2 separate regions of the Homo sapiens genome follow, and region 1 is linked to region 2. A link is a loop called in an ENCODE intact Hi-C map of the cell type or tissue named here. Cell type or tissue: IMR-90. All regions are shown on one strand. Each heading gives the region's core, and the rest is flanking DNA. Links, peaks and the distances in the headings are about the cores only.

Evidence for each region. Peaks named below come from ENCODE experiments on the same cell type or tissue, not always from the same donor. Only the 100,000 strongest peaks of a DNase experiment are listed, where the experiment ranks them.
Region 1: a loop joins it to region 2, with 7 times the contacts of the local background. A loop is called at or near these places in 1 of 110 quality-filtered maps.

The regions. Positions count from the first base shown.
Region 1 is chr6:167,999,979-168,015,365 of GRCh38, forward strand. KIF25 (kinesin family member 25) reads left to right here. Exons shown (of 13, transcript NM_030615.4): 3 at 2,565-2,681; 4 at 3,636-3,725. Among named protein-coding and RNA genes, the nearest start is that of KIF25, 10 kb to the left of the region's middle. RefSeq lists enhancers at 7,146-8,345, 12,272-13,188. In IMR-90, for the core only: no CTCF peak of the experiment used is centred there; a DNase peak (open chromatin) is centred at 7,843.
Region 2 is chr6:168,080,934-168,096,320 of GRCh38, forward strand. It overlaps a transcript of FRMD1 not described here. Among named protein-coding and RNA genes, the nearest start is that of FRMD1, 9.4 kb to the left of the region's middle. RefSeq lists enhancers at 920-1,920, 1,921-2,920. In IMR-90, for the core only: no CTCF peak of the experiment used is centred there; a DNase peak (open chromatin) is centred at 7,528; H3K27ac peaks cover 402 bases.

The DNA.
Region 1 (15,387 bases), core at 5,414-10,413, 81 kb before region 2:
ACCCTCCCCACTCCCATCCTGACCACACCTGACCCTCCCCACTTCCATCCTGTCTACACCTGACCCTCCCCACTCCCATCCTGACCACACCTGACCCTCCCACTCCCATCCTGACCACACCTGACCCTCCCCACTCCCATCCTGTCTACACCTGACCCTCCCCACTCCCATCCTGTCTACACCTGACCCTCCCCACTCCCATCCTGACCACACCTGACACTCCCCACTCCCATCCTGACCACACCTGCCCCTCCCCACTCCCATCCCGACCACGCCTGACCTTCTCGCCCTCCCTCCATAAACCTGCCCCTCCCCACTCCCATCCTGACCACACCTGCCCCTCCCCACTCCCATCCTGACCACACCTGGCCCTCCCCACTCCCATCCCGACCACGCCTGACCTTCTCACCCTCCCTCCATAAAGCTGCCCTTCCCCACTCCCATCCTGTCTACACCTGACCCTCCCCACTCCCATCCTGTCTACACCTGACCCTCCCCACTCCCATCCTGACCACACTTGACCCTCCCCACTCCCATCCTGTCTATACCTGCCCCTCCCCACTCCCATCCTGACCACACCTGACCCTCCCCACTCCCATTGCCGACCACATCTGACCTTCTCACCCTCCCTCCATAAACCTGCCCCTCCCCACTCCCATCCTGACCACACCTGGCCCTCCCCACTCCCATCCTGACCACACCTGGCCCTCCCCACTCCCATTGCTGACCCTCCCGCCACTCCAAGGTGCTGCGCTTCCCGGCTGTCCCAACGCCATATGGGGTTGGCCGTATGCACCAGTTTGCTAGGGGCACTGGGTCCCACTCCTGACTTTGCTTTGCTCAGGCTGTTTTTCTGGTCTTGGTTTCCTCCACTTAATCTGTCCAAATGAGCTTTCCCTGGAGGGCCTGGCTTGAGCCTCACAGTGTTTGCATCCTGCAGTTTAGCACCTGACTTGAGAAGGTCTTTAGAAAGCACTTGGCCGGTTCTACAGTGTGAAACAAGAAATTCGGATCTTTTGATAGTCATTGAAACTTTTTCTTTTCAAAGTGTTTAGACATGATTGTGCTGGCTCTAGTACTTTCTGCACTTTTTTGACTGGTGGCCACTTGTCACTTGTCAAAGGACTGGAAATTGGGCCTGTCGGATACGTCAGTGTGGCGCGGGACAGGCCAAGTGGCCCTCATTCAAAATGTGTGGGACCAGAAGAAGTGTTTCCGATGTTGAATTGTTTCATATTTTCGAATGTTCGTGTTTTGTATGGACCGGTTCAGCAAGATAATCCAGTGGGCATTTTCTTTCAGCGTCATCTCAGTGCTCAAAACGTTTTGGATTTTGGAGCATTTTGGATTTCAGGTTTTTGGATGAGGGATGCTCAGCCTGTAGTTAATGGCCCCCAGCGGTGATCAGCTTTCCTGAACTTGCCTTTTACATGGCACTTCCAGACGGCTTTTGTTACACACCAGCCTCCCTGCGAGCCTCCCACCATAAGAGGCACATACATGCAAATGAATGCAAATGAAATCCCATCAGAAATGGGGCTCCTCAGCTGCAGTAGCCTCATCTGAGGCGTGGCCTCGGGCAGGTGAGAAGACACCTGAGGCGTGGCCTCGGGCAGGTGAGAAGACACCTGAGGCCGTGGCCTCGGGCAGGTGAGAAGACACCTTCAGGCGTGGCCTCGGGCAGGTGAGAAGACACCTGAGGCGTGGCCTCGGGCAGGTGAGAAGACACCTGAGGCGTGGCCGCGGGCAGGTGAGAAGACACCTTCAGGCGTAGCCTCGGGCAGGTGAGAAAGACACCTGAGGCGTGGCCTTGGGCAGGTGAGAAGACACCTGAGGCATGGCCTCGGGCAGGTGAGAAGACACCTTCAGGCGTAGCCTCGGGCAGGTGAGAAAGACACCTGAGGCGTGGCCTCGGGCAGGTGAGAAGACACCTGAGGCGTGGCCTCGGGCAGGTGAGAAGACACCTGAGGCGTGGCCGCGGGCAGGTGAGAAGACACCTTCAGGCGTAGCCTCAGGCAGGTGAGAAAGACACCTGAGGCGTGGCCTCGGGCAGGTGAGAAGACACCTGAGGCATGGCCTCGGGCAGGTGAGAAGACACCTTCAGGCGTAGCCTCGGGCAGGTGAGAAAGACACCTGAGGCGTGGCCTCGGGCAGGTGAGAAGACACCTGAGGCGTGGCCTCGGGCAGGTGAGAAGACACCTGAGGCGTGGCCTCGGGCAGGGGAGAAGACACCTTCAGGCATAGCCTCGGGCAGGTGAGAAAGACACCTGAGGCATGGCCTCGGGCAGGTGAGAAGACACCTTCAGGCGTAGCCTCGGGCAGGTGAGAAAGACACCTGAGGCGTGGCCTCGGGCAGGTGAGAAGACACCTGAGGCGTGGCCTTGGGCAGGTGAGAAAGACAGGCAAGTTTCCATAGTCCCAGAGGCTTCTTTCTCCTGGATGGTGCGGCTCTGGGCTGTTTGGCTTCTCAGAGCTTCCTAAGAAGCTCCATAAACGTGTGTGTGGACTGGCACATTGTTTGTGTTCATCGGCTTTTGGTTTTGAAACATGTTGCATTTTTTCAGATTCATGATGGCTTGCAGATGCTTGATTTCCTGAAGGGGAGAACCTGATGAGCTTGTCTTCTAGATCAGTGGTCCCCAACCTTTTTGGCATCAGGGACCAGCTTCCTGGAAGACCAGGTTTCCACGAACTGGCGGGCCGGGGCAGGGATGGTTTCAGGATGACTCAACTGCATTTCATTTATTGTGCACTTTATTTCTATTATTATTACACTGTAATATACAACAAAATAATAATACAACTCACCACAATGTAAAATCAGTAGGAGCCTTGAGCTTATTTTCCTGTAACTAGAGGGTCCTATCTAGCAGTGATGGAGACAGTGACAGGTCATCAGGCATCAGAGTCTCATAAGGAGTGTGCAACCTGCATCCCTCACATGCACAGCTCACAGTAGGGTTTGTGCTCCCAAGAGAATCTAATGCTGCTGCTGGTCTGACAGGAGGTGGAGCTCAGGCAGTGATGCCAGTGATAGGGAGCGGCTGTAATTCAGAGAAGCTTTGCTCACTTGCGCACCGCTCACCTCCTGCTGTGCAGCCTGGTTTCTAACAGGCCTCCATGGCCAGGGATTTGGGACCCTTGTTCTGTATCACCACCGCTCTAAACTGCGCATGAAGGAGATATTTAAGCGTTCTTACTGGAGTATGGATGACTCTCCCATGCAATGCAGACAGGGAAGATGAAAACAAGAAATAAAGAACAGGGGTATTGGAGTAAAAAAATCAAGAGAAGACAAAAGGGGGTGGGGAAGAGAAGAAAATAATACATAAAAAGTAAAGAGTAAAAAAAATAAAAAGCATAAGGTCCAAAAGGACGAGTGGAGTTTTAGAAAAGGATGGAAGGGTGGATCCATGCACACAGGAAGAGGAGGAAGAGGAGCCAAGCCAGTGTCCTGGGAGACCAGGACAGAGACAGAGATGATGGCAGAGAAGCAGAGGGGTGTTTTAGAGTGACCAGGACAGAGACAGAGATGATGGCGAAGAAACACAAGGGTGTTTTAGAGGCTGAATGTTAGGAATTCAGAAAGCAATTTCTTCATGATGTGTATTTTCAATGTTGTTTCATTCCCTCAGCTCCATCTCTAGAGAAGCGGCCCATGCTGTTGATGACCTGAGTCTACAAGTTTCCTCACAAATTGTATTCAGAGAGCAGCTTCCTGCTTGGTGGGTGTCCGTAGTCCCCACAGATCCCTACAATGGAGAGCAACTCAGAGACTGAATAAATAGAAAATAATTTATTTTAGGCTTTCTTAGTTAAGAAGAGTTGTTTTTGTTCCTTGATTTCTATTGGAACATGAAATTAAGCATTTGACATGCTTTCCTTGTGGGAAACCAGCTCCTGACCCGTAGTTCTATGTGAGGAAGTTACTTCACTTCCATTTATTTTCCAGCCCAAATGATCAATCAGTGCAAATATGAGCAAGTTCTAAAATTTAGAGCACCAGGAAAAGAGATATAAATATAAAATCAGTGATATCATGGGTGAACTTTGTGATTCTAAACTGGAATCAAGCATGATTTTGTTTCTCCTGAAAGCCTCCTTGCTTTTTAGTTTTATCCACGAAAAGGCCGAGAAGTCAGAAGGAGCAGCCCAACACCCCAGGGGTGTCTGAGTACCAAGCCCACTGCAGGAGAAAAGCTCATTTGACACCTCGCATCTGGGCCAGGAAAGGAAGTGGGTGGGAGGAGCCTGGGGCACTTGGGGAGCTGAACAGCAAGGGAGGCCTCAGAACAGAACGGGGGCTGTCCCAGCACATGGAGCCCACGGCAGGCACTCCCTCAACGCGGGATAGAAGCCTGGGGATTAAGGAGGGACTAAAGCAGATTGAAATATATAATTATATGTACAATCTTGAGTTCATAATAATGAGTTTTTAAAAAGACCTCACATTAATTTTTTGGGTGCTAGAACATCAACTCATTATTCCAAAAAGTGATAGAAAGAGAAAAGGGTTGTGATGTCCTTCCTGTAGGAAACATACTCAGGGCAGATGCATGGTTTTTGAGGGAACAGAAGATTCTAGGTAATAAACTCAACAAATGATAAAACTGGAAAACCATCATTTGAAACCCCCAATGAAATGGTGACTCTAGGCCCTCAGAGGATGCTGGTCAGGGGTTGATGGGATCGTCACGATGAGGGTTCAGGGTTGCCTCAAACCCTCTAAGCACTTTCTCCTGAGTGGACGCTGCTCAGGGGTTGATAGGATCTTCACGACGAGGGTTCAGGGTTGCCTCAAACCCTCTAAGCACTCGCAGCTTCCCTGAAGTTGGGATGCAGAGACATGATGTCCCGAGGTGGTGCAGCAGGTGGGACACAGTGGGACTGATGAAGCACTTTTGCTTCAAAATCAAACCAGCATCTAATCAAGTCTTGGGGACAGTCATTTTAAAGGAGAGAAAACCATCTGCCAAGCCAGAATGCGGACATTTCACAGAACAGACTGCCTGGCTTCTCTAGTAATAACTTTTGTTTTTAAAGGCAGGAGGACACAGTAGAATGAGACGTGTCAGCCTCAGTGTGTCCTGGTTTGGAGCCTGGTGTGCACGAGCCACCTGTCACAGGCGAGCTTGGCGTGCACGAGCCGACTGTCACAGGCAAGCCTGGCATGCACGAGCTGACTGTCACAGGCATTGTTGGGACAGTGGGGGAAGTCCGAATGTGTCCTGGGTATATAGGGGGGCAAACCTTCTCCTCTATCCTCCTAGGGTCCCTGGTGGAGCCTGAGAATGGAATTGGCCTAAGGCAGGTTGACGGGGAAGAGCATCGGATTTGTTGAATGTGGGGTCTACCTGACACAGAGCCCCCCGGAAAATGAAGAGTTGAGGAGTGGCACAGCCTGCACGCTGCCCTGCGGGGTTGGGCAGAGGCCACTGTGGACAAGCAACCAAATGAGATGGGAGACAGAGGGAAGGCGAGGGCTGTGCTAACAGGTCTGTCTGTGCAGAGCTGCTCAGCTTCGACCCTGTATTAGCCAGGGATCTCTAGAGGGACAGAACGAATGGAATAGATACATATGTAGAGGAGAGTTTATTAGGTATTAACTCACACGATCACAAGGTCCCACAACAGCCATCTGCACGCTGAGGAGCAAGGAGAGCCAGTCCGAGATCCAAAGCTGAAGAACTTGGAGTCCGATGTTCGAGGGTAGGAAGCATCCAGCACGGGAGAAGGATGTAGGCTGGGAGGCTAGGCCAGTCTCTCTCTTCACATTTTTCTGCCTGCTTTATATTTGCTGGCGGCTGATTAGACGGTGCCCACCCAGATTAAGGGCGGGTCTGCCTTTCTCACCCCACTGACTCCAATGTTAATTTCCTTTGGCAACAGCCTCACAGCCACACCCAAGATCAATACTTTGTATCCTTTAATCCGCTGATCAAGTTGACGCTCGGTATTAACCATCACAGACCCCATCTACTGACGAGAACATGCTTTGTTCCTGGCCCAGCAAGGGCGGCTCTCATGGGAGGGTCAGGTCCTGCCTTCAGTGCAGGAGGAAGAGGGGAAGCTGGAGTGCTCTGCATGAGCCTCCTGCTTCTCAGGAACCTTTAAGTAAAGATAATCCTGATGCCAAAGTGGCATATTTTGGGGTGACATGTTCTGCCACTCTCCATGTGACATTAATTTTGTAAAGTGTGATGAATGGCATGGTGATTGTATTCTATTTCTTTTTTTTTTTTTTAGCGATGGGGGGGTCTCACTATGTTGCCCAGGCTAGTCTTGAACTCCTGGCTTATGTGATCCTCCTGCTTTGGCCTCCCAAAGTGCTAGGATTGTAGGCGTGAGCCACCACACCGGGCAAATTGTGCTTTAAAAGTGTTCTTATCATTTAAAAATGCAGCCTGTAATACTCAGCAATACAACGATCTGTTGTCTGGTTTTGAATGTACAGTATGCTGAGGAAAGGGAGGTGGGTTTTGCAGGAGTGTCTGTGAAACAAGACTGGCCGGATATTCCACACTTGTGGCACCGGGCGATTGCACCTGAGGACGTCTTGTGCTGTTTCCCCCATTTCTGTGTACGTTACAAAGTCCCCAGTGAGAACAGTTAAAAAAATGCTGGGCCTCTCCTTCATTCAGCTTATTATGGTGATCACAAGATGAATTTAGAAAGCACATGAAATGCTAAACACTTCACTAACATTGATAATTTTGAATTCAGGAAAATCTCAGGTCATGTAGGACACAATGGCCATTTTGAAGATGATTTTGTGTCACGTTGATTACCATATGCGGTTCTACAAGGCCCGTCACCTGAATCAGTCTGATGATGGTTACGTATTGTAAACTTTAGAAACTCTTTTTCAAAAGGTAGTTTTAGTTAACGGACTGATAGCCTTATACTTTTTAAAAAGGCCAAGAAAATTGTTATAGCCATACTTTAAAATTGCTCTTACTATGTCCCCAGAAAGAAAAACTTTTACAATTCTTTATTTTAAAGTATTATTGATTGATTGATTGATTCAGCTTTATTTAGGTAAAATCGACAAAAATTGTATACATTCGACATCTACAACATGATAATTTAATATACAGATGTATATGATTACCATCCATCTTTGGATGACACATGTGGTAATCAGTTTTACAACTGAGCATGGTGGCTCACACTTGTAATCCTAGCACTTTGGGAGGCCAAGGCAGATGGATCACCTGAGGCCAGGAGTTCGACACCAGCCTGGCCAACATGGTGAAACCCTGTCTCTACTAAAAATACAAAAAATTAGCTGGGCGTGGTGGTGGGCGCCTGTAGTCCCAGCTACTTGGGAGGCTGAGGTAGGAGATCGCTTGAATCCGGGAGGCAGAGGCTGCAGTGAGCTGAGATTGAATCATTGCACTCCAGCCTGGGCAACAAGAATGAGACTCCATCTCAAAACAAAAACAAAAACAAACACAAAACCATACAATCAGTAAAATGATTACCACAGTCAATGGTAATGACTACCAGGATGGCTAAAGAGTAGAAAGGGGGATTTTATCAGTGATATCAGTTTGCAAACTGAGAAGAGACAGTCTCCAGCTCTCTCTGTTAAAAGGTGAACTCCAGGACACACAGTTTGTGCACAGTCTGTATAAGCTGGCCGAAAATAGCTGGAGGTCTGCAGCTGCTTCTCAGGAAAGAATTGTGCAAGGCTGATCCTCTGCCTAATCAGGGTTGCGGTGGTCTGGGTTGTGAATCAGAGTTAGGGATTTTCCTGATGGCTCCCGTTGTTAGGGAGTTTAGCAAGAGTGTGGTTTTTCTTGTAGCCACAGGAATTTAGGAAGCTGTCAGGCAGCCAAGCCCTGAACCTCTGACTCATAGGTACCTTTTATTTCCTTAATCTTAGGATCCATCTTAGTTGATAAAGAAGCATCTATTGGTCTCTCAGATCACATTTCCCTGTTGTGGTCAGTCATAGCTTGGATTTCTGTGGGCCCACAGGCCCTACTGCATCACTCTTATCTTAAATGGCCTGAGAGAGAACTTCATGGATTTGTTGTTCTTTCCTTTAATAGAACATTCTCTTTAGTTTACTTTATGGATTTGGCCTACCTTATGAAGGAATACTGTATGGATTTGGCCTACCTTATGAAAGAATTTCTTCCTTGAAGCCAAAAGAGATTCCCATAAAACCTTTTCCTGAAGCATTTCCTCTGTGTTTTCTTCCAGTAGTTTAATCACTTTGTGTCTCACATTTAGGCCTTTGATCCATTTTGAGTTGATTTCTGTATAGTGTAAGAGGTGGGGGTCTAGTTTCATTCTTCTGTATATGGATTTCCAGTTTTCCTAGTACCATTTATTGAAGAGACCATCCTTTCCTCAATGAGTGTTCTTGACATCTTTGTTAAAAAATCAGTTGACTATAGATATGTTGGTTAATTTCTGGGTTCTCTATTCTGTTCCACTGGTCTATGTGTTTGTTTCTATGCCAGTACCATGCTATTTTGGTTACTATAGCTTTGTAATATATTTTGAGAGCAGGTAGTGTGATTCCTCCAGCTTTGTTCTTTTTTCTCAGCATTTCTTTGGCCTTTTGGAATCTTTTGTGGTTCCATACAAATTTTACAATTTTTTCAATTTCTGTGAAAAATGTCATTGGTATTTTGATAAGGATTGCATTGAATCTCTAGATTGCTTTGGGTTGTATTGTCATTTTAACAATTTTAATTCTTCCAATTCTTGAGCATGAGATGTCTTTCCATTTGTTTGCATCCTCTTCAATTTCTTTCATTAGTGTTTTCTAATTACCCTTTTAGAGGTTTCTCACCTCCTTGGTTAAATTTATTCCTAGGTATTTTAAATTTTTTGCAGCTATTGTATATAAATGGGAGTGCCTTTTAAATTTATTTTTCATTTAGTTCATTGCTCATATATAGAAACAATACTGATTTTTTCATATTAATTTTGTATCCTGCAACTTTACCGAAGTTGTCGATCAGTTCTAAGAGATTTTTGGTAGAGTCTTTAGGATTTTCTATATATCAGATCATGTTATCTTCAAGCAGGAACAATTTGACTTCCTTCTGTATGATTTGGATGCTCTTTATTTCTTTCTTTTGCCTAATTGCTATGACTAGGACTTCCAATACCATATTGATAAGAGTGGTGAGACTTGGCATCCTTGTCTTATTCCAGTCCTTAAAGAAAAAGCTGAAAGATGTTAGGATGTTAGCTGTGGGTTTGTTATATATTGTCTTTATTATATTGAGGTTGTTTTTTTCTATACCTAATTTATTAAGAGTTGTTTTTTTTTATCATGAAAGGATGTTGAATATTTTGAAAAGCTTTTTCTGCATCTTTGGAGATGATCACATGATTTTTGTCCTTCATTCTGTAGATGTGACCCAATTTGTTTAGTGATTTGCATATTTTGAACTGTCCTCACATTTTGGGATAAATCCCACTTCATCATGGTGTATTATCTTTTTGATGTGCTGTTCAATGCAGTTTGCTAGTACTTTGCTGAGAATTTTTGTAACTATGTTCATCAGGAATGTTGGCCTATAGTTTTTTGTTATTGTTTTGTCATTGTCTGGTTTTGGTATCCCGGTTATGCTGGCCTTGTAGAATGAGTTAGCAAGAATTCCCCCTGCTTCAGTTTTTTTTGCAATAGTTTCAGAAGAATTCGTATTAATTATTCTTTAAAGGTTTGGTCGAATTTAGTAGTGAAGCCTTCTGGTCCTAGACTTTTCTTCATTAGAAGACTTTATTACTGACTTGGTCTCATTACTTGTTATTGGTCTGTTCAGATTTTTAATTTCTTTTTTGTTCAATCTTGGTAGATTATATGTATCCAGGAATTTATCTGTTTCTTCTAGGTTTTTGAATTTATTGGCATATGGTTGTTTATAGTAGTTCTGGATGATCCTTTGTATTTTTGTGGTAGCCGTTGTGATATCTCTTTTTCTGTTTCTGATTTTATTTGGGTCTTCCTTCTTTTTTCTGTTAGTCTGGCTAATGGTTTGTTGATTTTCTTTGTCTATTTTAAAAATTAACTTTGTTTCATTGATCTTCTGTATTTCTTGTGTCAATTTCTTTTATTGTGGTTCTAATCTTTATTTATTTTCTTCTATTAATTATGGGTTTGATTTGTTCTTGCTTTTATAGTTCCTTGAGGTGCATCATAATGTCATTTATATGAATCTTTCCAGTTTTTTAATATAGGCATTTATTGCTACAGACTTGGCTCTTAATACTGCTTTTGCTGTGTCCCATAGGTTTTGGAATGATATATTTCTATTTTAATTTGTTTCAGAGAATTTTAACTTTTTTGCTGTGTCCCATAGGTTTTGGTATGATATATTTCTATTTTAATTTGTTTCAGAGAATTTTAAATTTTCATTCTTAATTTCCGCCTTCATCCATTGGTCATTCAGGAGCATGTTGCTCGATTTCCATGTATTTGTGTATTTTCAAATGTTCCTCTTGTTATTGATGTGGACTTTTATTCTGTTATGGTCGAATAAGACACTAGATGTGGTTTTGATTGAAAAAAATTGTTGAGGCTTGTTTTGTGTCCTAACATGTGGTCAATCCTGAAGAATGTTCCATTTGCTGATGAAAAAATGTATTCTGTAGCTGTTGAGTGAAATGTTCTGTAAGTGTCTTCTGGTCCATTTGGTTTATGGTGCAGTTTAAATCCAATGTTTCTTTGTTGATTTTATGTGTAGATGATCTATCCAATGCTGAGAGTGGGGTGTTGAAGTCCTCAGTGAATATTGTATTGGGGCCTATCTTACCCTTTAGATCTAATAATGTTTGCTTTATATATATATGGGTGAAAATATATTTACAATTGTCATATTCTCTTGCTGAATTGATCCCTTTATTGTGTAATGTCCCTCCTGTCCTCTTTTTTATGGCTTTTAACTTGAAGTCTGCTTTATCTTACATAAGTAAGGCTACTCCTGATTGCTTTTGGTTTCTCTTTGCTTGGAATATTTTTTTCCATCCCTTCACTTGCAGACTATACGTCTCTTTACAGTTGAGGTGAGGTGAGTTTCTTGTAGACAGCATATAGTTGGGTCTTGTTCTTTAATCTGTCAGGCAGTTTACATCTTTAAAGTGGGAAATTTAATTTGTTTACATTCAAGATTATTATTAATAGGTGAGGACTTACTCTTGTCATTTTATTGACTGCTTTTTGATTGTTTTGTCTATCCTTTGCTTCTTACTTCCTCTCTTATTGTTTATTTTTTGCATTTAGGTGGTTTTCTGTAGTGAGTCTGATTCCTTTTGGTATCTTCTTTTTGCATTGGCTATACAAGTGACTTTTATAGTTTTGTATTTTTTATGATGGTGGTTATTGTCTTTTCACTTCCACATGTAAGACACCCTTGAGTATTTCTTGTAAGTCCCGTCTTGTGGTAATGAATTCTTTTAGTTTTTACTTGTCTGTGAAAGATTTTATTTTTCTTTCATTTCTGAAGGATAGCTTTGCTGGGTATAATATTATTGGCTGAATTATTTTTTTCTTTCAATCAGCAGTTTGACTATATTATCCCATTCTCTCCTGGACTGCAAAGTCTTTGCTGAGAAATCCACTGTTGGTTTAATGGACTTATATGTGACTTAATGCTTTTCTCTTGCTGCTTTTAAAATTATTTGTCTTTGACTTTTGACAATTTTCCTACAATGTGCCTTGGAGAGGACCTGCCTGGGGGTTCTTTGAGCTTCCTGGACCTAGATGTCCATTTCTCTCACAAGACTTGGGAAGTTTTCTGCTGTATTTTTATTAAATATGTTTTCCTCAGCTTTTCTCTTCTCTTTCTGGAATGCCCATAATACAAATATTGATTCACTTAATGCTGTCCCATAAATCCTGTGAGCTTTCTTCATTATTTTTTATTATCTCTCTTTCCCTCTGTCTGCCTGTGTTATTTCAAAAGACCTGTCTTCAAGTTTAGAATTTTTTCCTTCCTATTTGGTCTAGTCTGTTGTTGAAGCTCTCTATTGTATTTTTTATTTCTCTATTATATCATATATTTCATTGAATTCTTCAGCTCTAAGATTTGATTCTTTTTTATAATTCTGTCTCTTTATTGTATTTTTCATTCAAATTATGAATTGTTTTTCTATGTTCATTGAATTGTCTGTATTTTCTTGTATCTCACTGAGTTTCCTTAAGATTGTTATTTTGAATTCTTTTTCTGGTATTTCATATATTTCCTTATAATTAGGTTCTGTTACTAGAGGATTATTACTTCCCTTTGGAGGTTACATATTTCCCTGCTTTTTCATGGTTGCTGTGTCCCTAACATTGACTCCTATACATCTGGTGAAAAAATTGTCTCTTCCAATTTTATGGAGTAGGTTTCAGGAGGAAAGACTTAGGGTGCATGGTTCTAGATGGACACAGCAATGTAGTCTCCATATTGTTCCTTTAGCTGTCATACACACTAGTGGTGTTTGTGAGTTTCTCAGTGGCCTACAGTGAGGGAGTCTGTGGTAACAGTGATGCGGCTTTTCCAAGGGTAGGCTCTCAGGCTATATCTCGGGTTCGGGATACACACATGCACACGGTAGGTCACCCAACATGGGGTCTGGCTCATTGGAGTTGGAGCCACATGGCTGTTCCTCCGGCCAGAAGCATGGGCACACAGTTGCTTAGCTGACCTGGGAGTGTGCCTGCCAGGAGTGACTTGTAGGGTTGTTTCTCTGATCCAGGACACCGACACAAGGCTGCTCAGCTCGTCTGGGGTGTGTCTGCTGGGGCCAATTCAAGGGGCTGTTTCCCATGTCTGGGTCACAGCTGCGTGACTGCTTGGCTGGCCTGAGGGTGTGTTTGCCAGGGGCTGCCCACAGGGCTGCTTCTCAGGCCTGGGACGAGGGCACATGGCTGCTCAGCTGGCCTGAGGTATATCTGCCAGGGGTGACCTGTGTGGCTGTTTCGTGGGTTTGGAGTACAGGTTTCAGGCTGTGTGGCTGGCCTGGGATGTGTCCACCAGGGGTGAACTATGCGGCTGTTTCTTGGGCCTGGGGTACAGGTGCAAGGCTGCATGCCTGGCTCGGGGATATGCTTACTGATGGTGGCTGAGAAACGGGGCTGTTTCTCAGGTGCTTATTGGGCAGGTGAGGAGCATGTCTGTAGGGTGTTGGGGTACTGTGGGGCTGTTTCTCATGTCCTGAGCACAGGTGCCCAGCCCCTCCTCTGGCCTGGAGGTGTATTAGCCACTAGGAGGCTCAGGTGCCTCTCCTGCTTGGGGAAAGGTGAACAGCAGCTTGGCTAACTCAAGGGCAGGGTTGCTGTGGGTGGGACTGCCAGGTTCCTCCAGCTGGTAGGGCAGTGATGGGGGTTGGTTTCCCTGCTGTGCAAGGCCGGAGTCACAGCTGATCCTGGGCCCGGGATCCATGCAGCTGGGGTTGTGACGTTCAGCCACCCGTGTAGGCTTGGAGTCATGAAGATGGAGCTCCAAGGCTGGAGAATGGCTGTGGTTTCCATTCCCCAGAGCAGGGTATGCTCCAGAGGTGGCTCTGGTCTCAAGATGGGGCTGTGCTGCAGCAGCTTGGCTCACAGGGATGGCTGGGGGGTGAGCAGTGCACACCTTGTGCTCCTAATCTGGGGCCATGGAGCTGTGTCGTGAATTCTCTGCAGCTCCCAAATGGCTGAGGGCCTGTGAGGACTGCAGGATTCCCCTGCTGTAAGGACTGTAGGTGTTTTCTGTGGGGGCTGGTGGGGATCTGCTGCTTCCCTTTCCCTGCAAGGGGAAGTCCCTTCTGCCTGGGCAGATCTGACCCAGGCAGGGGAGATGGGGCTGCAGAAGCCAGGTGCCTCCCCTCTGCCTTCCTGGACTTCCGGTCAACACAGGTGCCTCTCCACTCCCATGCTGCACTGCACACTCTGCCAGATCTTAGCTCTCTTCCTTCCACATAGTCCGAGCTCAGCTGTGTAGTCATTGCCTTGGTCCTTTCTTGGGCAGAGGGAGCTGAGCACCAGCTCTCTCTCATCAGCGTCTTGCTGACTTTGCTCCCACCATGCAAATATATATATATATATATTTATCTCACTTGATGCCTTAAGCACCAGTATTCTTGAGTCAAACAAAAGGAGACAGATTAAATCCTCATGATCAGGACTTCGTGTTAACAGGAGCCCTTGGGACCTTATCAATCCCCTCCTGTTATAAGTGAACACACAGAGTATTTGTGGTTAGTAATTGCCTTTCTACGCTTCCCTGTTTGCATCCTGGTTAACCTGAAGGAGTTTTTCAGTGAGGAAATGCATCCTGAGGCTGAGGCCTGGCCCCAGCCCCTGGGGAAAGCTTATTATGATTATTAACATCACTGTTTGTTGTTACTGTTCCTTGTTACTTTATTCATTCTCTTGGCAGTCCTCTCCCGTTCCTGCCAAAGTTCCACCGAATCTTCAGATTTGGATATTTGAGGTTTTCCATCTTACTCGTCAAAATAGAATAAAATTTTATTGGGACATTTTGGATTCTGTTTTTAAATCAGAATCCAAGATGTTGCTTTTTAATTTGATAGGCCTGTTCATTGAAGGGCTTCATGCCATCAAATCTGCTGAGAAAGCAAATGATCCGTTTTGTGACCTTGTATCTCCTGGCTCCCACGTTATGTTTTTATTTCCAAAAGTCTAAAGAGAGTTTGAGTTTGTATTGGACGTGTAACACGGCACTTCATTTCCATTTGCAATCTAACTCAGCATTTCATCGTTTGGATTCAATCTATTAATAAAGTCGATCTCAGATGGAGAATCTGGCTGCTGCCCTAGTTCCTGGTAGCTGTCTTAAAGGCTATTTATTTTCATTTTTCATTTAATTTATATCCACTCTGTTGATAATCAGACATGGGAGAACAGATTTCTGGCTTTGTATCAAGTTCTTGTTGGACTGTCTTTGTTCGTCCCTGATTCTCCCTTATTGTTAAGTTTGACAGTTACTGACCTGAATGTCTGAATATAGTCAACAGAGCCTATGTATCAAATGACACTTATTTAGTTACATGCAGCCAATGTAAAGCATATTTTTCTGGTGGTGCTTGGCAGAACTGATAGATTTGATACACCTGAGACAAAATTTTTAATGGTCAGAGACTGTATGGTCCTTAATACATTACTTGTTCTTTTTTAACGTGGGTTCGCTGGGCCTTGAACCACCATCCACAGGACTGATGATATCCACAGCAGGCAGCCTTGGCTTGCACGGAGCTTGTAGATGTGCAGTCCCTCCCTCCTGGCTGTTTTGTGTCTGCCTCTGGGAGAGTCCCTGACTCTGTCTGCATGTTGCTCACGGGTCTCCTCTTCCTCTCAGGTTTCCTTACTTAAAATGGAGAGGGTGAATTCAATGTACTTTTAGCTCTAAAATTTGATGGCAAAGAATTTTATGC
Region 2 (15,387 bases), core at 5,284-10,283:
AGCTCCAAACATCATTAGTGAGAAGAAAAGGAAAAGGAATGGAAACTCCACATTTGTATTGATAAACACAATAAATGGATTCTTGTCAAAGCAGGACGTCCCTGGCCCCAGCTCCTTCCTTCCCACCCAGAGTCTCAGGGCCACACCGTTGAGGTTCAGACCTCCAGTGAAGGCCGCCGTCCATCTGAGTGCCAGGGAGAGCTGGGCTTGGGAAGCCCCCGTTGTATTCCTGGGAGAGCGCGGCTTTTTCCTGAAAACGTGCTGAGGCTCCAAGGCAAGGGTGGTCGCCATGAGTACCTCCCGCCAGGGCACTGAGGGGACACCAGAACCTCTGTCCTCAGCTCATCAAGAAGACAACTTTGCACCCTGAGAAGGCAGAGGCGTGACCGGGCCCCAACACTGACCCCACCTCTGAATGTCTTGTCTTCTCGACTGGCCTGTTCGTGATGGAAGAGGCTGGCCTGCCACGTTCGTGATGTCAGGGCCGGGCAGTGGACGGGCAGAGGCCGCGAGGAAGAGGAGACCACCGCCCAGATCTCCTCATGGCTGAGCCCTGGAGTCCTCCTCGGCCCAACTCTCTCTTCTTCTGGACGGCTGGTTTCCATCCTCTATCATGAGATAGATAGAGGCCTGCTGAGAACATTCTAGAACTCAAGCTTCGGAGCTCTAGGTCCACAAAGCACAGGTTTTGGAAAACAATGTGGGAATGCTGTTCCGTGGTGAGAAGGAAGGCAGAACTGACACAGGCACAGGACTAAACATCCCACTGCAAGGGAGAAGCTGGATGCAAAAGGCCGGGCTCCATTCCGAGACATCCAGCAAAGGCAGCATCTTCGGGGCCAGGGAGCTGGCAGCAGGGACTGCAGAGGGGCGAGGTGTCCTCTGGGGGTGGTCGGATGGCAGTGATGGCTGCACAGTTCCTAAATGCTCTGAAGTTTATGAAACATTTCGCTTTAGAGGAATATATTTTACAGTATGCAAACTATATCTCAATAAAGCTGTTAAAATACACAAGTTATAAAACAGTCACGCAAAAAGCCTTCAAGATACGGCAGGAAGTGCACCTGTGCGCCATAGGTCAACCCATTCCACCATGTGGGCGTGAGTGTGAGACACGTGGGTGCTGTGTGAGGGTGTGCCTGTGTGGATGTGAGTGGGCACATGCTTGCACACGTATGTTCACATGCAGCCTTCATGTCCGGGAATGCTAGGGCTGCCCACCTCTCCTCCACGTCCTCCTCTGCACAATCAGCAACACCGACTGATCCCTTTCTGCACGTCACAGACCCAGGCGAGGCCCTTTACCGACTCGGCTGCGATGGCCGCAACACCCAGTCTGTGGATGAGGAGTCTGGGCTCAGAGGCCAAGCTGCTCAGTGAGTGGCCAGCCGGGGTCTTGCTCCATGCTCAGCCTCCACCCCCACCATCGAGCCTGTACTCTGCTCTCTCCCTTCGGCCACCCGACCCCTCCTGGCTGAAATCCAAAAAGAAACCCGGTGTCTGCTGGAAGGAGCCCAGGGGTGCCCGCTGGGTCCCCAGGAGGTCCCTGCTGTCCGTCAGCACTGCGAGGGCTTCTCGCCGTGCTCAGTAACACACTTCCTCTCCTTGCATGTTTTCCCAGAAAAGAATGTTGGCCAGATGCAGCACATTTTACTCCTTTGGTAAGTAGGGAAACTGAGGCACACAGCAGCTAAGTGACTTGTTCAGGGCCCCAGGCTCCAGGATTCCCGAGACCCACCGCAAAGCTCCTCCCCGAATCTACTGACCCCCTCTTCAGAAATCATCTCAGAAAAGAGAGTTCATTCTTATGAACAAACCACGAAAGCCTCGTCTTCTGGGATGACTGAGGCTGGTATCTGGGAGATGCATCATCTGACTTTTGCTGCTCTGCCCAAGCGGATAGTGCAGGGCCTGGGTTGGGGTGCGCAGCAGGGTACAGGGCCTGGGGCAAGGTGGGCAGGGTGCTCCCCACCCCAGTTCTTCCCCAGGCACTGCAGGGTCCAGGTTGGGTGGCTTGTGAGTGTCCCAGGCAGCCACAGGAGCTGAGGAATCCAAGCCTGGCCCAGGGGCAGATGCTCTGAGGAGCCCCTCACCCGTGGTGAGTTTACATGTGGAGCGCCGGAGGTGCTTGCCAGAAAGGAAGGAAAAGGGCAGCTGGAGACAGCCCTGCGGAAGCCACGGGGCCGTATTTATTCACCACCTGCTCAGACCTCGTAAGGTCCACGAACACCCTCAGCCCAGTAAACAGGGTGGGAGGGTGCAGGGCCCAAGCCCATCACCCGTCTCTGTGGTGCTAGCTTCTTGGTCTTCCAAACTGACCTTTGGCTGTTGAGAAAGGTCAGTGATGCACTGCAGGGTGTCTCTGCTGTCTCAGACAGGATGGGCGCTGGAAAGGCCGTGACCTGCCTGCCTTATTTATCTTAGCAGCAGGAAGGGTAAGGCATTCCTGCAGGTGAGGCAGCGGTGCCGGCAGGAACCGCCCCAACCGAACTTCAAAAAGTGATTCAGAGAAAGGAGCCGCTGTGAACTAAGTGCCATGAAACCAGAACAATCTCCCATCGACTTGAATGAGAGGTTAAATCAACAAATTAACCCCAACGGGAAAGATGACGGAGAAGTCTGCCTGTTAGGACACTCCATGGGAGGAGGGCGTGAAGGGCAGCTGTGCACTCCCCATCAGGTGGCTGGGCACAGAGCAGACTTGAAAGGCCCCTCTGCCCCTTGGGAGACAGGGTGGCCAGTCCCAGGGAATGGGGCCGGCAGGGCTGGGGCCCCAGCCTTCAGGTGTGGACAGCCTCCCTGGCAAACACACATCTATCTGGGATCTGGAAAGTGTGACTTTCATCCTGTCCCTGGCCGGGGAAGACAGCAGAGCCAGGAGGGCAGGAAGATGGCTTACTGATGGCTTATTTCCTTCTCTTTTTGATGAGATGGGGAGGAGATCTCTCCCTTTCCAGCCTTTAATGTAAATCAATTTACTTGTTACAAAGTCTCATCTTATTTAAGGCTTCCTAAATGAGGGTCTCCCACACCTGGCCCCTCTACTGAAGCCTCACTGCAGGCCTGGGGACAGAGGGTACCCCGAGTCCTGTGGGTCCAAACTGAGGAAGAATAGCCTGCAGCTTCTAGCAACTCCCACGGCCTCCCAGGTGCAAGTTGTGAGGTGTCTTCTTGGGAGAAGACTAGAGACGGCAGGTGGGGTGAAGGAGAACCCCGTTTTCAGGGGTCTGCCTCTTCCTATTGGAAACAGCTCACCCCTGGGAGCTCCCCAGCTTCTAGGGATTAGACGGAAGCCTGGGGCATCATGAAGGCATGAAACCCATGCTTTAGTTAGAAAGGAAAAAGGATTAGGAGCCTCCAGGGCAGGTGGGGAAGGTAAGTTATTTCTTAGCACTGCGCGTGTCGGATTATGATGGACAGTGTATTTGTGTGTCTTCAGTTAAACACATTAACTGCTGAATTAAAAAAGCCATAGAGAGCCAACAATTACAGAATGCCCCTGACATGCTGCTCCTGCCATCTGTTAGAGGAGAACAAATCCCACAAAGAAGGGGGCTGGACGGCAGGGTTTTGGGGTGCCCCTGGACCAAGAAGAAAACCCCAGAGATGCAGTCTCGTGGGGGAGGTGCATTGAGCTTGGTCCCCAGACTGCCTCTTCCCGTGGGCCCTCCCTGTGCTGCTCCCAAACAAAGGCAGGCGTGCAGGACCCGGCTCCCTCCGTGAGAGCGCCTGCAGCCCCGCTGGCTCAAACTCACCTGCCCTTTGGAATGACAAGTGTGCGGAATTTTGTAGGGAAAAAGCCCTCTTGTCCCTTCTGTGTTATCCTCCCAAGACCAAGACTGACTCTGAGACCAGGACATAGCAGGCGTCCCATGGTCGAGAGGTCCCGCCTCCCACCTCATTCCTCCCCATCACAGGGAGAGAGCAAGGCCTGCCCCAAATGAGGGTGGCAACCAAACAGCCACAGCAGGGGGCTGGCAGCAGAAAAGGTTGAGGGGCTGCAGCAGCGGAGTGGGCTGCTGGGGGAGGGCGGGACCCACTGCAGGCCCCGTGGACGTGGGTGTCACTCCCTCCCGTGTTCCTGGTCTGTGCCAAGCAGACACATTCCCACAAAGGGCTGGCAGGTCCCTCCACCACCACTGAGCTCCACAGTCCCCAGCTTCTGGTTATAAGGAATATTTGGAGCAGTCGGTTGGCCCCGAATAGAGTCCCTGAGCCAGGCAGTCATTAACTGCAGACCAGGATGCAGGGGTGACCTGGATCCTAGAGAACTAGAAAGGCCCCAACCTGAGGGCCTGTGGGGAGCCAGGCCATTCTCACCTGATGCACAGTGTGGAAGCTGCAGGAACTGACTCCACCAGGCCTTCCAGAAAGTGGCAGCCGCCTGGCTCAGGATGGCCAACACTCCAGCCTCCCTCCACATGGCCACAGTGAGGCCGCCTGGAGGGAGGGAGACCTTGTGGCGGGGACATCGGAGGAGCCCTCTCAAAGGCTTGGGACAGCTGTGGGGGGCCTCTGGGCACTCCAGCCCCTGGGAATGTGCCCCTCTTGCCATTTCTATGAATGGCCACCCACAGCCACACGCCCCACCATGGCTCCCCAGGACGGGCCACTGGGCTCCAGGGGGTGTGCAGAGGAGGTCGGTCACTTTCAATGAAGCCACAACCTCTGTGAGAACAAAGGGACCAAGGAGGCCTGGACGGAAGGGCGTGGCCACCAGCATGGCCACCGTGAGAACTGCAGGGGGATCTGCAACTGCCTCCCAGGTGTCCCTGCTCCAAAGCCTTCCATGGCTCCCTATCGCCCAGCCATAGCATCCAAAGCCTTCCATGGCTCCCTATCGCCCAGCCACAGCATCCAAAGCCTTCCATGGCTCCCTATCGCCCAGCCATAGCATCCAAAGCCTTCCATGGCTCCCTATCGCCCAGCCACAGCATCCAAAGCCCGTGTGGTCCCTCGGCACACCGCAGAGCTGCAGGACTAGGGCAGAACTTCTGGAATGTTGTGCTGGGTGCTAATGGTGAATCACTTCAAAATTCAAAGTTTGGCGAAAAAGTGCAAAGAGTAGAACATAGAATTCACACACATTAAACAGAGTGGCCCCGTACCTCCCTGTCATGAGGGCTCCGTGGGATGCTGCCTGCCTTCCGGCCCTGGAGCCACCCCATCCCCAGCAGGGACGCCAGCCATGTCCCCAGCGTGGACACCTATACCCCAGCATGGATACCACCAATGTCCCAGCATGGATGCCCACATTCCCAGTGTGGACACTGCCCATGTTCCAGCATGGACACCCACATCTTCAGTGTGGACACCCGCGTCCCCAGCATGGACACCCGCGTCCCCAGCATGGACACTGCCCACGTTCCAGCATGGACACCCACATCTTCAGTGTGGACACCCGTGTGGACACCCATGTGCCCAGTGTGGACACTGCCCATGTTCCAGCATGATGCCCACATCTTCAGTGTGGACACCTACACCCCTAGCATGGATGCCCATGTCCCAACATGGACACTGCCCACGTTCCAGCATGGACACCCACATTTTCAGTGTGGACACCCACATCCACAGCGTGGACACTGCCCATGTTCCAGCATGGACACCCACATCTTCAGTGTGGACACCCACGTGCCCAGTGTGGACACTGCCCATGTTCCAGCATGGATACCCACATCTTCAGTGTGGACACCCATGTCCCCAGCATGGATGCCGCCCATGTTCCCACTGTGGACATGGGCCACTGGCTGTGCCTGATCATGCATCCCTTGGGCCGTCGTCTGTCACCCCCCTCGGCATCCCCATACTGCTGTCCTTGTGGAACAAGCTGGGCTTCTCCCTGTCTCCCCACACTGGATGGCACGATGTTCCATGGAAACTGTGGGGGCCGGGGTGAAGCCCATGTGACCCCGTTCTGCTCTGGTTTGTGCCCTTGGGCACCTGTTAGCCAGGACCTTTGCTCTTTGCCTGGAGTGAGCCACCCTCCTCCTTGAGGCCTGATGGAGTGACCCAGCCGCCTCAGAGAGCAGTCCCCGATTCTGTGGTCACCTCAGCCCTGCGCTCACCAGCCACTCACCTCTCCCCGCTCACACTCCCTTGGGCCTGGTTTTCAACCACTGATTTCAGTCTTGTTTCACTTTTTTTTTTTTCTTCATGTGGTGTCTTGCTCTGTTGCCCAGGCTGGAATGCAGTGGTGTGGGCTTGGCTCACTGTAACCCCTGCCTCCTGGCTCAAGCGATTCTCCCATCCCAGACCCCTGAGCAGCTGGGACCACAGGCGGGAGCCACCATGCCCAGCTAATGTTTTGTATTTTTTGGTAGACACAGGGTTTCTCCATGTTGCCCAGACCGGTCTCTACCTCCTGACCTCAAATGATCTGCCAACCTCGCCTCCCAAAGTGCTGGGATTACAGGCATGAGCCACTGTGCCCGAACTTATTTCACCTTTTTATGTGAGAAATTTTGCAGACAGTGCAAATGATTCCTCCTACAGAGTGGGGTACATGTTGGTCAGCAGAGTCTCCCACTCCGATAACAATGTCAGTCAACCCAGGTGCACAGAGAGGTTAAAGGGCCCTGTCAGCCGCACATCGTGAGACGGCTCTGTGGGGAGAACGCAGGCTGCTGTCCAGGTGAGGGTGCAGTGGCCCTCCTCCCACCACTCAGAGCTCTGACCTGCGTGGACTGGCGTGTGCAATGCGTGCGCTGGCATGTGAGATGCACGGGCTGGCGTGTGGAGCATGTGAGATGTGAGGACATCCCACTCCCAGGCTCTCAGGCTACTCTCTGGGGAGATTGGGCTCCTGGGTCACGTCCCTTAAAGAGGGGCTGAAGCAGGACCCATTCCTAGGTCCATCCCCTTCTACCGCTGTTCCCAGGGTCCCCAAGGACGCTGACCTCACCACCCGTCTGGGCACGGAGACCCCCGGACCCTCACACTTCCACCCCTCTCATGGTGCTTCCAACCCTGGCCCCAGATCACAGATTGAGAACCTCAGGACCTGGGAGGGGCGGCATGAGCCAGCAGGTCAGACACAGAGTGTCAGTGAGGGCGGGGCTCTGTGTGTGCTCCCAGCAGGGCCTCTCAGCCCCTGGGACCCTGCCCCGAAAAGGCTCTCTCCCTCTGGTTCCGAGTCTCCCCCGCAGGCCCTCACCCCACAACAAGCTGGGGGTTAGGGCGCTCTTCGTTCCCATCTTAGAGATAAGAAAGCCGGGGCTGAGAGAAGCTGGTGGGGGACGTCAGGGCCCATGCTGCCTCTGGGATGCTCCGGCTGGGGTCTCAGGGTGGGGACTATGTGAGCCCGAAGACTGCAGCCACCACCCTCCCGCCGTCACCTGCCCCTGCTGGGAGGCAGAGGCCCCTGGGTGCTCGGGTTCAGTGCCTGCTCTCCAGAGTCATTGGATTTTATTCTTGGAAAGAAACTGCGGGCGGGGGAGTGGCCGGGAGGCAAGGCGAGCACAAAGGCCTCTCAGCTGCTACTGCTGCCTCAGCTCTGGACTTTTCCCCTCCACCCAGAGGGCAGATGCTTGGAATTCTCCCTGCTGCCTCCCCCGGCATCTGATCTTCTCAGGCATAAACACTCGCCTTGTGGGACCTCAGCTGCTGCCGCTGTTAACTCAGCACTAAAAAGTGCTCTAACCTCCTGGAAGGAAGACAGGAGCTGTGAACCCATCAGGACCAGAGGGCCAGAGGCTCAGGCAGGGTCAGCTGCAGCCAGGCAGGTGGGAGGGCTGTGTAGAGAGAACCCCCAGGCTACCCTGTCACTCCTGTCCCAGGCAGGAGGGCTTTGTAGACAGAACCCCCAGGCTACCCTCTTACTGCTGTCCCCTGCACACAGCACCAGCTAGCACAAGCCTTCCACTGCAAGGCAAATGTTAACTCTCATAAACACATGCGCTACTAACCAGGTGTCCGTGTGACCCACCGGCCTGCCTGTCAACCTCCCCACTCCTTGTGTCCGTGTGACCCACCGGCCTGCCTGTCAACCTCCCCACTCCTTGGGCCTGCTCTCAGACACTGATCACACGTGCCCTGCTGAGAGCCCAAGTCCTCCCCGCCAGTTTGGCTCCTGGGGAATGGGAGCTGTGGCTTAGGGGAAGGGTACAATTTGGGAAATAAAATAACTTCATCCCAGGGCTGGCCCCACACCAGGGCCATACACAGGGGCCAGCAGCCTGCCTGGGGGGCTGCACTGGGTGGTGAGAGTGGGCCCTGACACCGGGCACAGGTTCAAACCCAATCAGCCTCCGCCAGTGGTTCCCTGGGGGTCCCTGGATTTCTGTTGCCTTTGCTCCCTCAGCTGTATAGGGAGATCCTTCTGCTGCCAGTGGGTGAAGGGACCCAGGGTGTGTCACAGCCCCTGGGGCACAGTCACTGTCAGCCTCACAGTGGTTTTTAGAGAACGTTTTTGTGGAGCAACACCAGCTCCTCCTCTAAGGCCCGTGGCCCTGGAGGGACTCTCAGGAGGCTGTGGCCGCTTCCTCCTTCGTTCAGGGACCAGCCTTGAGAAGGCGCCTGGGGTCTGGTCGGCTGTCCTCTCCCATGGGGAGCTGACCTCCAGGACACAGGTGGAGGAGGACCGAGGCAGGAATGGCCGCCTCCAGGCAGCTGTGTTTATCACGCACACTGTTTACCGTCACTGTGCACAGATAATCGACCATCAGCAGCTTCACTGCTGCTTCTGAATTCTCTATGAGGGTGCACCCCTTCCAGCAGCACTGGGGCAGGCCCCGTCTGTCCTCAGGTCCCTGGGAAGTTCCTGAGGGCCGCCCAGCGGGGAGCGGAAAATCGAAGGCGGACGGGCACAGCAACTCTGTTTTACACAGAGACACTGCTCAGGTTTCACTAGAAAATGGAACTCTGCTCCTAAAATCAGCGGGAAGCCGGGGCAGGTGAGGGAAAGCACGTGAGCCCCGCAGTGAGAACAGACGCTCCCATGGAGGGGCACGAATCCCGCTGGCGCTGGTGGTGCCCTGTCATCCGTTTATTTAAGGGACGTGCTGCCCTCCTCGCCGGCAGGAAAAGCAGCTGCTCAGCACTCGCAGCCCATCCTCCACCTGCTCAGGCTGTAGGATGCGGGACTCAGTCTCTCAGTCTCAGCTTGGCTCTCCACCCCGCGTCCAGACAGTGAGCCAATCCCGGCGGCGTTACCCCCAGAACCCACCCAGCCTCCATCTGACCCCGTTCCCACCTCCACGTCCACCACTGGGACCCACCCCTGGTTGGCTCGTCTCCCTCCTGAATGTTGGCAATGGGCTCTAGAGTCTCCTCTGCCATTCTTGTCCCTCTGCCCCCCACGCTCTCAGCCCCGTGATCATGCTGAACAGAAATCACAGCAGAGAACTCCTGCTCAAAGCCCACAGACGGCTCCCACCTCCCTCCTGAGCAGCTAGAGGCCTGAGAACCACCACAATCTCAAGTCCCTTGTGGGCTGGACTTGTTCGCTCTCTGGCCTCACCGTCTGCTCCCACTAAGGGGTCCCTGGGCTGTAGCCACCCTAGCCCCTTGCCTCCCTGCCCCTGGGCCTTTGCACATGCTGTCTGAGGAGCTCTTTCCCAGCGTGGCTGCCCAGCCCATCTTCTCCCTGTTCTCACTGCCGGCTCTGATGCTGCATTCATGGGGAGGCCTGTCGCAAGCCTGCATGTTCATGGCTGCATACGGCGTTTAGAGTAACTTGACCCCTGCCTGTTTGCCTGTTTGTTGTCTGTTTCTCCCTGGAAGGAAAGTTCTGCAAGGTCTTACTTGCTGCTGTTTTGTTCCCTTCCATCTCCCCACTGCTGAGAGCAGTTCTTGGCCATGGCGCGTGCTTAGCAATGTGTGCTGCGCTGAAGTTTGGAGGAAACAGATGACACCCAGGGCACACGTCCACCATGCACGGTGCTTCCATGTGATTCTCAGCCGCCCTCTTGGGGGCTACTCTGTCCATTTTACTGATCTGCCAATCGGGGCTCACGAAGCCAGCTCCAAAATCCAGGTCTCCTGGTTTCCATTCGAGGCTTGCCCACCGATCCAGGCCATTTGCTGGAGACCTCAGGTCGGCAGGAAGCCCTCACTGGCCACCCAAGCGGACTCCCGGCTCCGCTCTCTGCCCTGGGCTCCGTGGGGAGAAGGTGCCTGTAAACTATGGGGGGTTATGAATGTGAACCGCGAAAATGATCATGAATGTGAACTGCAAACTTTTCAGAGCTTAGTGCAAAAAGACAAAAGATAGCCCACACCTTCTTCCTGGTTCCACCCAACTTCCTGGTAACTAAAATGGTTACTGCCAGCCGATAATAAAAGGCCAAGGAGCCCCGGGGCTGGAGACCCTGCAGTGTGCGCCTTCCCGACACAGGGCCAGGCTGCAGGTGGAGATGCCCCTTCTCTGAATCCTCTTCCACGGACTCTGCTCTCTGTGCCCCAAAACTGCTCCAGCTGGTTTTTCTGCCTGGAATGTCCTTTCCACCTGTGTCACTGCCCAGAGCCATCTCTGTCTCCCCAGGCCCCCAGCAGAGTCCTCCTCAAGTCCTCGCCCCTCCTCTTGTCTCAGGGTCAGGCTCCTGGGGACTCCGTGGCCTCGGTCAGGTGTCAGCAGGATGGCTCAGGTTGGATCTCCACTGGGCGTCCTCGCCCTACAGAGCAGTGTCTCTGGAGCCGGTGGGCGGATCTTGATGCAGAAACCCTGGGAGAGGCTGGCAACTGCATTTGGCGGGGCCCCAGCATCTGTGTATCTAGCAAGTGCTGGTGCTGCCGGCCCAGGGACCCTGAGAACACGGCCTCCGAGTGACACATGGGCCCAGTAGAGGCCCACGGGCTGGAACCGAATCATAGCTCCTCAGACAGACAGGCTGGGATGCTACTCCGCGGAAGCGAAACGCAGTCACCCAGAAACAAAACGGCCTCTGTTCTGCAACCCCAGGTCCCAGACTAATAGACTCACTACAACGGGCCCAGCCATGCCTTCATTCCACTCACTCCGGATCAGGTGTCACTAGGAAGAAATGGTCAAGAGTGGCCAGTGGCCAGTGACCAGTAGCCCCACGTTCAGGTGTCCAGCACAGGCCAGTCGGCCTCCCCGTGAGGTCCTTGAATGAGCCAGGCTCTGTCCGGCCTCCACAGCGCTGCACTTCCTGGCCCTCTGCTGGGCTGCTGCTGGCTCATCTGTTGGCTCAAATGTCATCTCTGTGGACAGAGCGCTGCCAACCACTCAGCCAGGGGCCTCGCCAAGGATGCACCTGTGTGCCACAGTGCCCCGTCTGCTCTGAGGCTTGATGGGACCAGGATGGTCTTCCTTATTCATCTATCATGTGTCCTGCTCAGTGTCACAGCAGCTCCTCCACCCCACAGTCCTTGTGCATCTCCAGGACTTTGCAAAATGTTCTCGATAAAGACTCATTAAACAAATGCACACTGGGCTGCTCTGGACTGAAGGTCTGTGTCCCCCAAATTCACCACGTGGAAATTCTCACGCGAGGGGGATGGTGTTAGGAGGCGGGGCCTTTGGGAGGTGATGTGGTCATGGGGGTGGGGCCTCAGGAATGGGATTAGTGCCCTGTATAAGAGAGACCCTCCGCCCCTCCATCATGTGAGGTTTGGGAGGTGATACAGTCATGGGGGTGGGGCCTCAGGAATGGGATTAGTGCCCTTTATCAGAGAGACCCAGAGAGACCCTCCACCCCTTCATCATGTGAGGACACTGCAAGAAGGTGCCGTCTGCAAGGAAGCGGCCCTCACCACACACCAAATTGCCCAGTGCCTTGATCTCAGGCTTCAAGCCTCCAGACTGCCAGGGCTGATTGTCTGTTGTTTAAGCTCCTGGTCTGTGGGATTTTGCTACAGCATCCTGAAAGGACTAAGACACTGTCCCAATCCAGTCACCACCAGGGTGACCTCTGCGGCAGCCACCCCGTGAGCAGGCCTGGCCAAAGACGAGAGGACAGAGGCAGCCTTGACCCTGGACAGGCACACAACGTCGGTGTATCAGTCAGTTCTCACACTGCTCATAAAGACATGCCCGGGAATGGGTACTTTATAAAGGAAAGAGGTTTAGAGGACTCACAGTTCCACATGGCTGGGGAAGCCTCACAATCGTGGTGAAAGGTGAAGGAGGAGCAAAGAGATGTCTTCTATGGCGGCAGGCAAGAGGGCGTGTGCAGGGGAACTCCCCTTTATAAAACCATCAGATCTTGTGAGGCTTATTCACTATCATGAGAATAGCACGGGAAAACCCGCCCCCGTGATTCAGTGACCTCCCACCGGGTCCCTCCCACCACACATGGGGATGATTACAGTTCAAGGTAATAACCTTGGGTGGGGACACAGCTCAGCCATATCAGTTTTCATATCACTGAAAACAGGTCCTGGGATCCAGAGCTCTCAGAACTCAAGGTCACGGTCATCATTCATCAAACATCCACAGCCTGGCCTGTCAGCAAGTACCACCGACGGCTGTGAGCTGACCGGCCCCACCTCACACTCGGCCATGCCAGCCCTGTGGAAATGTCGCCCCAGACCTGACAAGCAGCCTGCAGTGTAGACATTTGCTGAACTTTCACAGGAGACTCAGGCTTCCTGGACCGAGCCCGGGGCTCCCACTTGCCGGGCAGCATCCTAGGAATTTAAATCAAGGCAAACTCAGTCTTTGTAAGGAACCTCTGATGAGGTTCTCAGATTTTTGCGTAGGCAGACTATGGGGATTAGAGGCCAGAAAGCCTCTGGAACTATTCGGAGACTGTCCACTGAGCACATGTCCAGAGCAGGATAAACATGACCTTTATGATTAGACCCTCTGAGCAGCTGAGGGACAGCGGCTCCTCAGAAGTGATCAGCACCTTCTGCCTCTTCCTTAGGAAACAAGGTGGGTTCTGGCACCGGTGGACTCCAGCAGGGAGCAGCTTCTTTTGTTCGAGGTGAAATGAGACCTAGGTTTCTTTTGTTTCTTTGCTCTGTGGTTGGTTTGGAGTAGTGATTCTAAACAGCGGCCCTCAAGGCTTCGTGTTCAGTGTGGGATGCTTGTAAGGGACCCTCGCCCTCGGCTGACCCCTGTGCTTCTCCAGACTCTCCCTAGCAGATGACCCGGGAGCCACCCCTCTCTAGGTTGGCCGACTCGGGAAACCCTCCCTGCTCAGCAAGGCTTGGCCCACTCTGTTCTGTCCAACTGCCCCTCTTCCCAGGCAAGCTGTGTGTTTTTAAAAATAGATTTTATATTTTAGAATAGTTTTAGGTTCATAGCAAGATTGAGAGGAAGGTGCAGAGAGCTCCCATGTGCTCCCTGCCCCCACCCGCACACGGTCTCCCCCACCCACGCACGGCCTCTCCCCACCCACATACCGCCTCCCCCCACCTGCGTACGGCCTCCCCCACCCACACATGGTCCCCCCACCCACACATGGCCTCCCCCCACCCACACACAGTCTCCCCCCACCCACACATGGCCTCCCCCACCCACACATGGCCTCCCCCACTTAGTGGTGTATGGGTTACAATCAATGAGCCTGTGCTGACTCGCCACCGTCACCCAGAGTCCATGGTGACACCAGGGCTTACTCTCGGTGCCAGCCATTCAGAGTGGTTCCACTGTCCCCAACTCTCAGCCAAAGCAGAACAGCTGGGGAACGGGGTGAAGGTGCTTACACCTTTTCCAGATGTGTTCACACACAGAGTCACATCGAGCAAAGGGTTTACATTACCCCCATTTCACAGTTGGAGTAAACCGAGGCCCAAGAGGAATAAAAACATTGCCCAAGACGGGTGCCTGTAATCCCAGCTACTCTGGAGGCTGAGGCAGGAGAATCGCTTGAACCCAGGAGGAGGAGGTGGTTGCAGTGAGCTGAGATAGTCATTGCACTCCAGCCTGGACAGCAAGAGTAAAACTCTGTCTCAAAAAACAAAACAAAACAAAACAAAAATTGCCCAAGAAACAATTACAGAAATGAGAACCAAAGTACCCGGCCAGGTGCCACTTCTACCGGCCCCTCCCTCGCGCAACCCCTTCTGTAACTCACCAGGGACTGGAGCCCCAGGGCAGGTCCAGTGTCCCCAGGGGCCAGAGCAAGCTCTGGGCCCAAGGATGCCCTGGTGCCTGCACAAGGGGTGCAAGGGGTCAGAGGTGTCCTGGACCCTCAGCAGAGAGTGGAGTTACCCCTGTGTGTTTAGAGGGACTTGACAAAGCTCACCTAACAGAAGGGAGAGTGACTGTTTTTTCTGTACTTCACATCATGAATTGAAAAATCAGGGGTCAAACTGTAGAAGGGGCACCGAATGACCACAGCAGTGTGGTGCCTGAGCCGCCAGGGACAGAGTACGGAGCCCACCTGGCAGGATGTTGGGGACAGCACTTGCCTGTCCCAGGTTCTGTGGCAGTTTCCGATGCCCAAAAGAGGCATCTTCCGCCGACGGGCACAACGGACCATAGTGCTCCCTCCCTCCCAGGCAGCGGGAGCATGGAGCTGACCTGTTAGCTGCTCACAGAGGTCAGTGAGATGCAAGCCTGACCTGGGCCTTCCTGTCCTCGTGGACAAAGCAAATTGCCTCTCAGCCTCTACACCCACCACAGGGCGAATGCAGCCACCCAGCCCCCGCCAGACCCCTGGCAGCCCCCGGCTTTGGACCGGGGTCCTCTGACTGTCCTTCTGTCTGTGTGCTCAGCCAGAACCCCAGAGGGGCCTTTGTCACAGTCCTGAACTGCTCCCTACCAGGCCTCCCGGGACCCGGCACCTGTCGCTGGGGAACAGGCCCAGGGCCCAGGGTTCAGACACAAATGCTCAGTGACATCGATAGAGTAATGGGCCTCGTGCCTGGTCTCCCTCCACAAACCCTGGAAGGTGCCCTATACGTTTCCAGAGTCTTGAAGGAAACCATTGGCCCAAATTGTGTTATTCATGGAAAGGCACCAAAACAATTTAAAATATGTGAACCTCCAATCAGCACTACCCGGTTGATTTAAAACCCCACACGCCGCCATCCATTTAATTTTGCTACATTTAAGGACAACACAGCTGTTTGGGGTTGGGGGCCGGCGGGGGCCGGCGCCTTCCCTTTATCTGAAGTCCACAGGCCTGGTCCACTTTCCAGGCACAGATGTGGTTTCTCCAGGCCCTTGAAGTTTGCAGAGAACTGTGCATCTGGCAGCACACGGAACACCGTGAGGACGGCCCAGCCCCAAGAGCTCCCATCTCCGGGGCCAGCACTGAGAGGCAGGCACCCTCTTTCCACAAGAGCCCAAATGGAAGAGTTCTAAGACACAGTAACTTCAACACGTGCACCTGGATGAAGGAGAAGCCATCAGCTTGGAGCAGGCAACGCTGGTAATTCTAGGCCTGAGACAAGGACAGTGGAAGAGGAGGACCCCTGGCTGCTTTCAGGTGGGGAAAGGCCAGCTCCTCACTCCCACCTCCCACTCGGGAAGCC